Regions from separate parts of the Homo sapiens genome. Here region 2 is linked to region 1. A link is an interaction called in ENCODE POLR2A ChIA-PET data of the cell type or tissue named here. Cell type or tissue: MCF 10A. All regions are shown on one strand.

Evidence for each region. Peaks named below come from ENCODE experiments on the same cell type or tissue, not always from the same donor. Only the 100,000 strongest peaks of a DNase experiment are listed, where the experiment ranks them.
Region 2: POLR2A ChIA-PET joins it to region 1 with 5 read pairs; 2 of 35 experiments call an interaction of 5 or more read pairs at or near these places.

The regions. Positions count from the first base shown.
Region 1 is chr18:23,572,309-23,577,308 of GRCh38, reverse strand. It overlaps NPC1 (NPC intracellular cholesterol transporter 1), which reads left to right. Exons shown (of 25, transcript NM_000271.5): 2 at 3,735-3,857. Among named protein-coding and RNA genes, the nearest start is that of NPC1, 12 kb to the left of the region's middle. RefSeq lists enhancers at 1-1,157, 2,930-3,224. In MCF 10A, no CTCF peak of the experiment used is centred here; a DNase peak (open chromatin) is centred at 3,058.
Region 2 is chr18:23,384,704-23,389,703 of GRCh38, reverse strand. SLC35D4 (solute carrier family 35 member D4) reads left to right here. Exons shown (of 15, transcript NM_032933.6): 5 at 4,637-4,714. Among named protein-coding and RNA genes, the nearest start is that of SLC35D4, 51 kb to the left of the region's middle. In MCF 10A, no CTCF peak of the experiment used is centred here; no DNase peak of the experiment used is centred here.

The DNA.
Region 1 (5,000 bases):
GTGAGGACGTGGAGAACCTTTATGTCTAGCTCAAGGATTGTAAATACACCAATCGGCACTCTGTATCTAGCTCAAGGTTTGTAAACACACCAATCAGCACCCTGTGTTTAGCTCAAGGTTTGTGAGTGCACCAGTCGACACTCTGTATCTAGCTGCTCTGGTGGGGCCTTGGAGAACCTGTGTGTGGAAACTCTGTATCTAACTAATCTGATGGGGACGTGGAGAACCTTTGTATCTAGCTCAGGGATTATAAACGCACCAATCAGCACCCTGACAAAACAGGCCACTCGGCTCTACCAATCAGCAGGATGTGGGTGGGGCCAGATAAAAGAATAAAAGCAGGCTGCCCAAGCCAGCATTAGCAACCCGCCCGGGTCCTCTTCCATGCTGTGGAAGCGTTGTTCTTTCGCTCTTTGCAATAAATCTTGCTACTGCTCACTCTTTGGGTCCACACTGCTTTTATGAGCTGTAACACTCACCGCGAAGATCTGCAGCTTCACTCCTGAGCCCAGCGAGACCACGAGCCCACTGGGAGGAACGAACAACTCCAGACGCGCTGCCTTAAGAGCTGTAACACTCACCGCGAAGGTCTGCAGCTTCACTCCTGAGCCAGCGAGATCACGAACCCACCAGAAGGAAGAAACTCCGAAAACATCTGAACATCAGAAGGGACAGATTCCAGACGCGCCACCTTAAGAGCTGTAACGCTCACCGCCAGGGTCCGCGGCTTCATTCTTGAAGTCAGTGAGACCAAGAACCCACCAATTCCGGACACAATGTGAAGAGCATTTAAAATAGTGCCTAAGCCTAGGACACCGCCAGTGCTTTGTAAGTCTTTGGGTCCTGCTGGCTTAGGTTGCTTCTTTCGGCAGGATGACTTTTTTTTTGAGACCAGTTTTCACTTTGTTGTCCAGGCTGGAGTGCAGAGGTGCTATCTCAGCTCACTGCAGCCTCAACCTCCTGGGTTCAAGCTGATCTTCCCAGCTCAGCCTCCGGAGTAGCTGGGACTATGGGCATGTGCCACTAGGCTCGGCTAATTTTTGGCTGTTGTTGTTTTTGTTTGTTTTGTTTTTTTGTTTGTTTTTTGAGACAGTTTAGCTCTTGTTGCCCAGGCTGGAGTGTAATGGCACAATCTTGGCTCACCACAACCTCCGCCTCTCGGGTTCAAGCAATTCTCTTGCCTCAGCCTCCTAAGTAGCTGGGATTACAGGCATGCACCCCCCACACCTGGCTAATTTTGTATTTTCAGTAGAGACAGGGTTTCTCCATGTCGGTCAGGCTGGTCTCGAACTCCTGACCTCAGGTGATTCACCTGCCTCAGCCTCCCAAAGTGCTGGGATTACAGGTGTGAGCCACCGTGCCCGGCCTGTTGTTGTTGTTGTTTTTAAGAGACAGGGTTTCACTGTGTTGCCCAGGCTGGTCTCAAACTCCTGGGCTCAAGCGACCCACCTGCCTTGGCTTCCCAAAGTGCTGGGATTATAGGCGTGAGCCACCACTTCCAGCCAGGATGACTTTTTTTTTTTTTTTTTTTTTTTTTTTGGTCTTCTCTGCTGTGTCTCTAGAAGATGACCTTTTGAGAAGCAAACCTGAATGTTGATTCAAGCCCAAATTTCCTGGGCTCAGGTGTTAATTTTTTAAGTCTTTGGAACCTCTTTGCCGAGGTCTCAAGCAGGTAGAAGACATTAATAATAATTCCTTATATTTGATTGCGTGGTGCTCTGTAGTTTACTGAGTACTTACTATATATGTACAGATAGGCCCTTATTTGATCTTCACAGGAACCTGTGAGGTAGGCAGAGCTTATGAGCTTCATTTCCCAGGTAGGAAAACTCCTACGTGGTTACGTAACCTGCTCCAGGTGTGATCCCAGGTGCAATCCAGCTCAACAAGCACACTGAGCCTCAGGAGCTCTTGGGATCAGAACCCAGGACTCGATCCCACTCCGTGCCGCCTTCTCACCCACCCCTCTTCCACCAAGTGGGTGGAAATAGCACTTGCTTTGAAATAAGTAACGAATGATCTTTGTGAAAAGGAACCTAAACAGCAGTGGGCCATCTTTATTCACATCTATAGTACCAAGTGCTGAGTAAGGGGATTTTAGACTCCAGACACCCGTCCTGTTTGTCAGGCCAGAGCTGCAGTGTGTTGACTGCACATCTGTCTCTTGTCACTCCTGCTCCTGTGGGTAACCAGCCAGAGTGCCCCTGAGGCAGAGACAGGCCAATCCCTGGAGAGTTCTGCGAGGTCTAGGGAAGAGTTCTTTGTATTTAAAATTTCATGTGAACTTCAGCAGTTTCCTCTGCCTCTGTAGTCAGCTTTTGCCTTTTCAAACTTTAGTTAGATGGATAATGACTTTTACTCATTAGGACTTTTTTCCATTAGTTGGAAACCCAGAGTTGCAATACGTTTCTTTTTTCCTTAGAATCACCGGGTTTATGGGAATAACAATTGGGATTCTCTTTATATAAAAATAGTGGTGGAATCTTGGCACAGGGTTCATATGTGGCTTTGTTGAAGGCTTGTTGTCACTTCCTTATTTGTATAATTTCCCTCCTTTGTGGCCTAAACATGACTTTCAAAGAGTCAAGAGGAGTTAAGTCCTAATTTTTATTTTAGAACATCTGAAAAATGAATTCAGAGAAAAGTGATATTGATGCCTTGGATTTCCCCACACATACAAATCCCAATCTCCTGCTGACTTTTTCTCATGTTTTTGGGCTTCAGGGACTGTTGTGGGATTTGTATTTTGATACTGAAGGACCAACACAGACTGACTTAGCTTCTTGCCTGTGTGCAGGTCATGTGCCACTGTCACTGGAGAGAATTTCATGTTGTGACTTCTGTTCAGATTTGTTTTTTTTTTATGGCTTTCCCATCAGGGTTCTTGGGAGCCATGGCTGCTTCTTGATATCTTCTGTTTCCCTGTAGAACAGACGATTGCAGGCCCGGGGCCCTGGCAAGCTGGGCCCTCTGTGGCTTTCTGAGTCCATTGTGAGGCAGAGGATCAGGTGCGTTTTGGGCAGCAGCCTTCAGAGCAAGGCACTGACCTGATGATTCACACTGACCCCTCCCCTCCGCTGAATTTTCTGACAACCTTGTGACTCTCACATGGGAAATGTGAGTGGTTTTTGAGAAATCTTTACATAAGAGGTTTTAAAATTTTCTTTTGAGATTGCCTCGGTGTTTTTCCTTAAAGTTAGCACATTCTTTGCTTTCTACTTCAGCCTCAAGGACAGGAAGTTCATTCTCGCTCTTTACATTGGGGTGTTGATGTTTGTGGTTTTGTTGTTTTGTTCTTCATGTTACTCATGATGTATTGATATTAATTAACCTAAATACATATGGAAATATTCTTTCATTACTTAGAGCTTATATAGTTCCTGGTGCAGATGTGCAAAAATAGTGCTTTAGTAATTGCTAAGTCACTATCTTGCTTTTCTCTCTACTGTGATTGAGTATTTCTTACATGGAACTATAGCTTCCTCTTATCAACAAATAAGCAGGAAATAGAAATTATGTAAATAAGCAATTTCCATTACCTACTTCACTGACTTGACAAATAGGCATTTGGTCTGCTTTAATTAATATTTTTCAAAATGTTAAGTGCCTGTTGCTGTTACTTAATTTTGCAGGTAGCATTGGAAGTTTCTGTGATTGTACTTGAGTGGGCACTTCTTGTTGAAATTTACCATTGAGACCCTGGTAACACTGAAGTTTGTGTTGACTTTCTGTAGGTGTTTTCACAGTCCTGTGTTTGGTATGGAGAGTGTGGAATTGCATATGGGGACAAGAGGTACAATTGCGAATATTCTGGCCCACCAAAACCATTGCCAAAGGATGGATATGACTTAGTGCAGGTAAGTTCATTATCTTAGGCACTGGGAACACAAAATGCTGATCACAAGATCCTCTGTAATTATTCCTTAAATGTTATTGCAGGGTGGAGGTGGAGATGAGACTAACAGGCTTAAGTCTTATCCCGGACTCTCAAACTCTAACCTGTGGCATACAGTGCAGAGAAAGAACACCGTAACTCCAAAGGCTTAATTTTTCAGGGGCTGACTTTATACCTCTCATAAAGTTTCCCAATAGCAGGTTGCTATTTAGAGACTGACCTTGGTACTTCGTATGTTGCCCTTGCAGCATCTGCAAAATATATTAGAAGTTAGCTGGTTTTGATTCCTAGATTTCAGGACTCAAATGGACTCTGTTGCTAAGTGGCTTTGACGTCCTTGTCCCCTGGTCATTTCAGTGTTTTCTCTGTGTTCCACTGAGAGCCTGTGAATTTTGGCTGCTACCAGGATTCTGATTCCTGTTCTTTTTTTACCATCCTGTGATACACAGGGATATTAGAACTGGAAAAATCATGTGAAAAGCCTGGTTTTAGAGGCTTAAAGTAATCAAAAGTCAAGTCGACATGATAACAGAGTTCCTAGGCTCACTTGTTCGTTTCTTTTCTGTTTTTGAGACAGAAGGAGCCTTGCTCTTTTATCCTGGCTGAAGGCTAGAGTGCAGTGGCACAATCACGGCTCACTGTGTCCTCGACCTCCTGAGCTCAAGCAATCTCTCAACTCAGCGTCCCAAGTAGCTGGGACTACAGGCACATGCCACAACCCCTGGCTAATTTTTTAAAAATTTGGGGAGATGGGGCTTCACCATGTTGCCTAGCCTGGTCTCAAACTCCTAGGCTCAAGCAATCCACCCTCCTCAGCCTTCCTAAGTACTGGGAGTACAGGCATGAGCCACAGTACCTGTCCTCACTTGCTGCTTTCATCATAATTATTAAAGGTTTCAACTTTCCCTGGAATTACTAATAGAAATAGTAAGTAGCACTCTGGTTGAATTGAATCAAACAAACAAAAAACCCTAAGAAGACATAAAATGATTGTCAGGAGAGGAGAGAAAGCTTCCAAATAAAAAGAAAATTAGAAACATCTCTACTTGTGAATAAATAGTAAATGTGTAGCCTTTTAAAATAATTCTATAATAACTTTGCAAAT
Region 2 (5,000 bases), 190 kb after region 1:
AGCTGGGCGTGGTGGTGTATGCCTGTAATCCCACCTACTCGGCAGAGTGGGGCAGGAGAGTTGCTTGAACCTGGGAGGCAGAGGTTGCCAAGATCGTGCCACTGCACTCCAGCCTGGGCAATAGAGTGAGACTCCGTCTCAAAAAAAAAAGGTGCAAACTGTCTTAATATTGTTTTTAATAGAGCCCTACACAGGCTGATAGAGTGCAACTGGTCAATTGTAGAGTAAGGGTCTTTAAAGCCTGTTAGCTTCTCAGTAGAAAAAATGGCTTGAGAAAATCAGATTTAAAATTTATTAAGCAGGAGTAGAAGAAAGCCTTTTTAAAAAAGGCATAGGTTTACTCTGAGTTCATCCATTTTAGTTCTTACCAGCTGTATTAGTCCATTCTCACACTGCTATAAAGAACTACCTGACAGGCCAGGCACGGTGGCCTGTGCCTGTAATCCCAGCACTTTGGGAGGCTAAGGCTGGCAGATCACTTGAGGTCAGGAGTTCGAGACCAACCTGGCCAACATGGTGAAACCTCGTCTCTACTAAAAATACAAAAATCAGCTGGGCTTCATGGCAGGGCCTGTAGTCCCAGCTACTCAGGAGGTTGAGGCAGGAGAATCACTTGAACCCGGGAGGTGGAGGTTGCAGTGAGCCAAGATGGCGCCACTGCACTCTGGCCTGGGTGACAGAGCAAGACTCCAACTCAAAAAAAAAAAAAAAAAAAAGAACTACTTGACTGGGTAATTTATGAAGAAAAGATGTTTAATTGACTCACAGTTCTGCAGGCTGTACAGGAAGCATGGCTGGAAGGCCTCAAGAAACTTACAATCATGGTGGAAGGTGAAGGGGAAGCAAGCACCTCTTACCATGGCGGAGCAGGAGAGAATGAAGGGAGAAGGGCCGCACACTTTTAAACAACCAGATCTTATGAGAACCACTATCATAAGAACAGCAAGGGGGACATCCACCCCCATGATTTAATCATCTCCCACCTGTTCTTTCTCCCAAAATTGGGAATTACAATTCGACATAAGATTTGGGTGGGGACACAGAGCCAAACCATATCAGCAGGTTTATTACTGGAGAAGCAAATGGCCAGGATTTGGAACACACCAGTCATATTGAACTTTGGACAATTGGAGGTCCCGGAAGTTTTCACTGTGGCTTGACATAATTTGTGCGTCACAACTCCAAGGCTAGAAGGTGTGGGCTTTGCTGTTAGACAGGCCTGGATTGGGGTCATGGCTTTGCCACTGAACCAGCTGTGAATACTCGAGCAAGTGGCCAGTCTTTCTCAGCCCCATTTTCATTGTTTATAAAATCAGGGTAATAGCATCTGGTAAGAGAGGTGCTGGGAGGAGGTTTAAATAAGAGAATACACATAAAATACTTAGCACTATGTTTAACACATTGTTGGTGGCTATTGTTAGTGTACTTTAAAATTAATTCTACATGTATAAATAGATCCTTTTCCAGAATCTGATCAGAGTAAGGGCCTAGGAAGATTGAGAAAACAGCCTGCAGGTCCTAAAATTGAGAAAATTAAGCCTTGTCGAAGTCTAAAGTTGGGTCTAGAATTATCTGACCTCATTACTGATTTTATAGCCAAGGAGGCAAAAAACATTTACATAAGGTCTTAATTCAGTAAGATCCAGCCCCCACTTTAATATTAGCTTCCATGTGTCATGTGATTAACCTGTCCAAGATTTTTTTTGCTGTCCTTTCAAGCCAAGAATTGGAAGGCCAGGGCCCAAGTTTGCCAAACATGGGCCTAATGGAGAAAGCCAACTTTAAAATATGTAATCTCTTTAATAATCTTAACAAACATGAAAAATAAGTTAAAATCTAAAAATTTAAGAGGAATAAAAAGAAACACAAAGATAAATGAAAAAATAGAAGCTAAAATAGTTCTATTTTAAAAGAAAAAAACAATTTGAGTTGAACTTTTAATGAAAGATAAAAATAGAAAATGTTTTTTTAAAAAGGTAAGAAAAATGTAAGGCAAGAACTCAGAAATGAAACAGTGCGAGTTAGAACAGATTACTAAAATGGCACAGCTATATAAAGCTATAGAAGTTTTAAAAACAAGGTAAAAATATGTCCTCCGTAAAGATAAAGAATAAATTCATCTGAAAGTAGGCAAGCGGCATAATTTTGAAGCAGGTCCTCTAAACTGGAGCAGTTTACCCAGGTTGGTCCTCTGCAGAGGCTGCTGAGGGCGGGGCTACCAGTTAATGTTATTGACACCCTTTGTGCAGTGCTGCTGAGCCACTCATCAAGGTCCTTAACCTATAGTATTTGGGTCGTTCCTCTTGGCAGCTCCAGGCTATGGGGTATTGTTATCCCTGCTTTACAGGGGAGGAAACAAAAGTTTGGATGCAGACCTTGCCCCACTAGCAGGTGGTGGAGCTGGAGCCCAGAGTGATGACAAAACCTATGCTCTTATTTTCATTTTCTGCCTTCCAGGAAGCATCATTATCATTATCAACAATAAAGACAACAGGCCAGGGGCAGTGGCTCACACCTGTAATCCCAGCACTTTGGAGGCCAAGGCAGGTGGATCACTTGAGGCCAGGAGTTCGAGACCAGCCTGGCCAACATGGTGAAACCCCGATTCTACTAAAAAAATACAAAAATTAACCGGGCGTGGTTGCAGGTGCCTATAGTCCCAGCTACTTGGGAGGCTAAGGCAGGAGAATTGCTTGAACCCAGGAGGTGGAGGTTGCAGTGAGCCGAGATGGCACCACTGCGCTCCAGCCCAGGCGGCAGAGCGAGACTCTGTCTCAAAAAACAAAAATGAAAAACAAGGCAACAGAATTCCTCTCCTCCTCATTCTCCCCCCTCACCTTGTCAAGGCTACCTATCCATTAGGAGAGTATGCCACTCTTAACAAATGTCCCAGCAATGGGAAATGTGCAGTAGGTACCAGTATATCCTAATAATGCACTGTTACATTTTTTATATTTTCTCCTTTTTTTTTTTTTTTTTTTGGTGAGAGTTTATCCAGTTATTCAAATATTTACTTCAGTTCAGTCTCCTAAATATTTCTTTGATGTGGCCCCTTTCCTCCATCTTCGCTGCCAGTACCAAGTTCAGGTCACCATCCTGTCCTTCCTTGTGTTCATTTCCTGTGGCTACTGTAATAAATTACCACATACTTGGGTGACTTAAAACAACAGAAATGTATCCTTCATAGTTCTGGAGGCCAGAAGTTTGAAATCAAGGTGTGGGCAGGGCTGGGCCCGGTCCTGAGCCTCTAGGGGATAATCTGTTCCTGGCCTCTTTCAGCTTCTGGTGGCCACGGCATTGCCCAGCTTGTGGCTGCATCACTCCAGTCTCTGCCTCTGTGGTCACATTGCCCCTTCTCTGTGCATGTCAACCTGCCTCCTCTTATAAGGATATGTGTGACTGCATTTAGGGCCCACCCAATAATCCAGGATAATCTCCTGTCTCAAGATCTTCAATTTACTCACATTTGCAAAGATCCTTTGTTGCCATAGCAGACAACATTTACAGGTTCCAGGGATTGGAATGTGGATGTCTTTTAGGGGACCATTTTTCTTTCTTTTTTTTTTTTTTTTTTTTTTTGAGACAGAGTCTCGCTCTGTCACCCAGGCTGGAGTGCGATCTCAGCTCACTGCAAGTTCTGCCTCCTGGGTTCATGCCATTCTCCTGCCTCAGCCTCCCAAGTAGCTGGGACTACAGGCAACTGCCACCATGCTCGGCTAATTTTTTTTGTATTTTTAGTAGAGACGGGATTTCACCATGTTAGCCAGGATGGGCTCGATCTCCTGACCTCGTGATTCACTCTTCTCGGCCTCCCAAAGTGCTGGGATTACAGGTGTGAGCCACCACGCCCGGCCTTAGGGGGCCATTTTTCATCCTATGGCGCCCCTAGACTTTTGCAGCCCTCTCTGCCTCCTGTCTTCCACCCTGCAGCCCAAGTTCCTCTAAACATGCAGATCGTGTTATGGTCAGCTTTAAAACTCTTCACTGGTTCCTGGGTCCCTCAGAACCATCCTGTTTCCCAGTGTGGCCTGTGAATACCTCTCTACCTTCCTGTCCCTCACGTCCCCCTTCCTCATTATGTTCCACCCATGCCCCACTTCTTCCCATTCCCCGGAGAAGATGGATCCGCTCTCTCCTCTGGATCTTGGTGTGCCCCTCTGCCTGGGCCACTTTGCCACCTCCCTGCTTTTTGTTTGGCCCATGCCAGTTCATCGTTCAGTTCTCATTCCTTCACTTCACTTTGTAGTCCAAGTCCTCTTGGACTTCACTTCCTCTAAGAAAGCTTGCTCTGCGTGTGCCGGGCGGGGTGCACTTTTGCCCCATCTGAGCTCTCGCCTGAGGGGGCATGTTTACCTTGTCATGGGATGTGTTCTCTGTACCGGATGCAGTGCCTGACACACAGGAGACTTAAATGTTTGTTGATGAGAATGCCCGTAGGAGGGGAACCTCTACATCCACCTACAGAGAAATACTGCAGCAAAGAGCGCTAATCCATGTAGAAGTCTTTGCTGGAGTGATTATATATGTGGATGCCAAAAGTTTCCACAGCTCTTTATTTTTAAGCAAAAAATCAAGAACCATATGATTATGAGATCGAAGAAAATATTTTCATGTTTTTTATTCTGTTTTCTTTCAGGCCATTCCTGTGTTTCTCACTTTGCATAATGTAGCTGAAGTTATCATCTGTGGGTACCAGAAGTGTTTTCAGAAAGAGGTAAACGATCATGCAAAATGCTAGTGTTACTTCCTTGTTTTAGATTTCAAAGAAGTACTCTTCTTTTTATGGCCCAAATTAGTGTCTGCCTCTTCCTGCCACCAATCTCCAGGCAAGATTACCTGATAGTGATCAATGATACCATGGGACACAGTTTTGACTTTGCTGCAATTCACCAGACATATGTGGGAATATTGTTGATATGAACTGAACTCAGATCCAGGCCAGGCTGACCCAGACCCTCAGGAGACAAAGAGGAGTTTGCTGTGGGCCTGCTGGGGAAGCA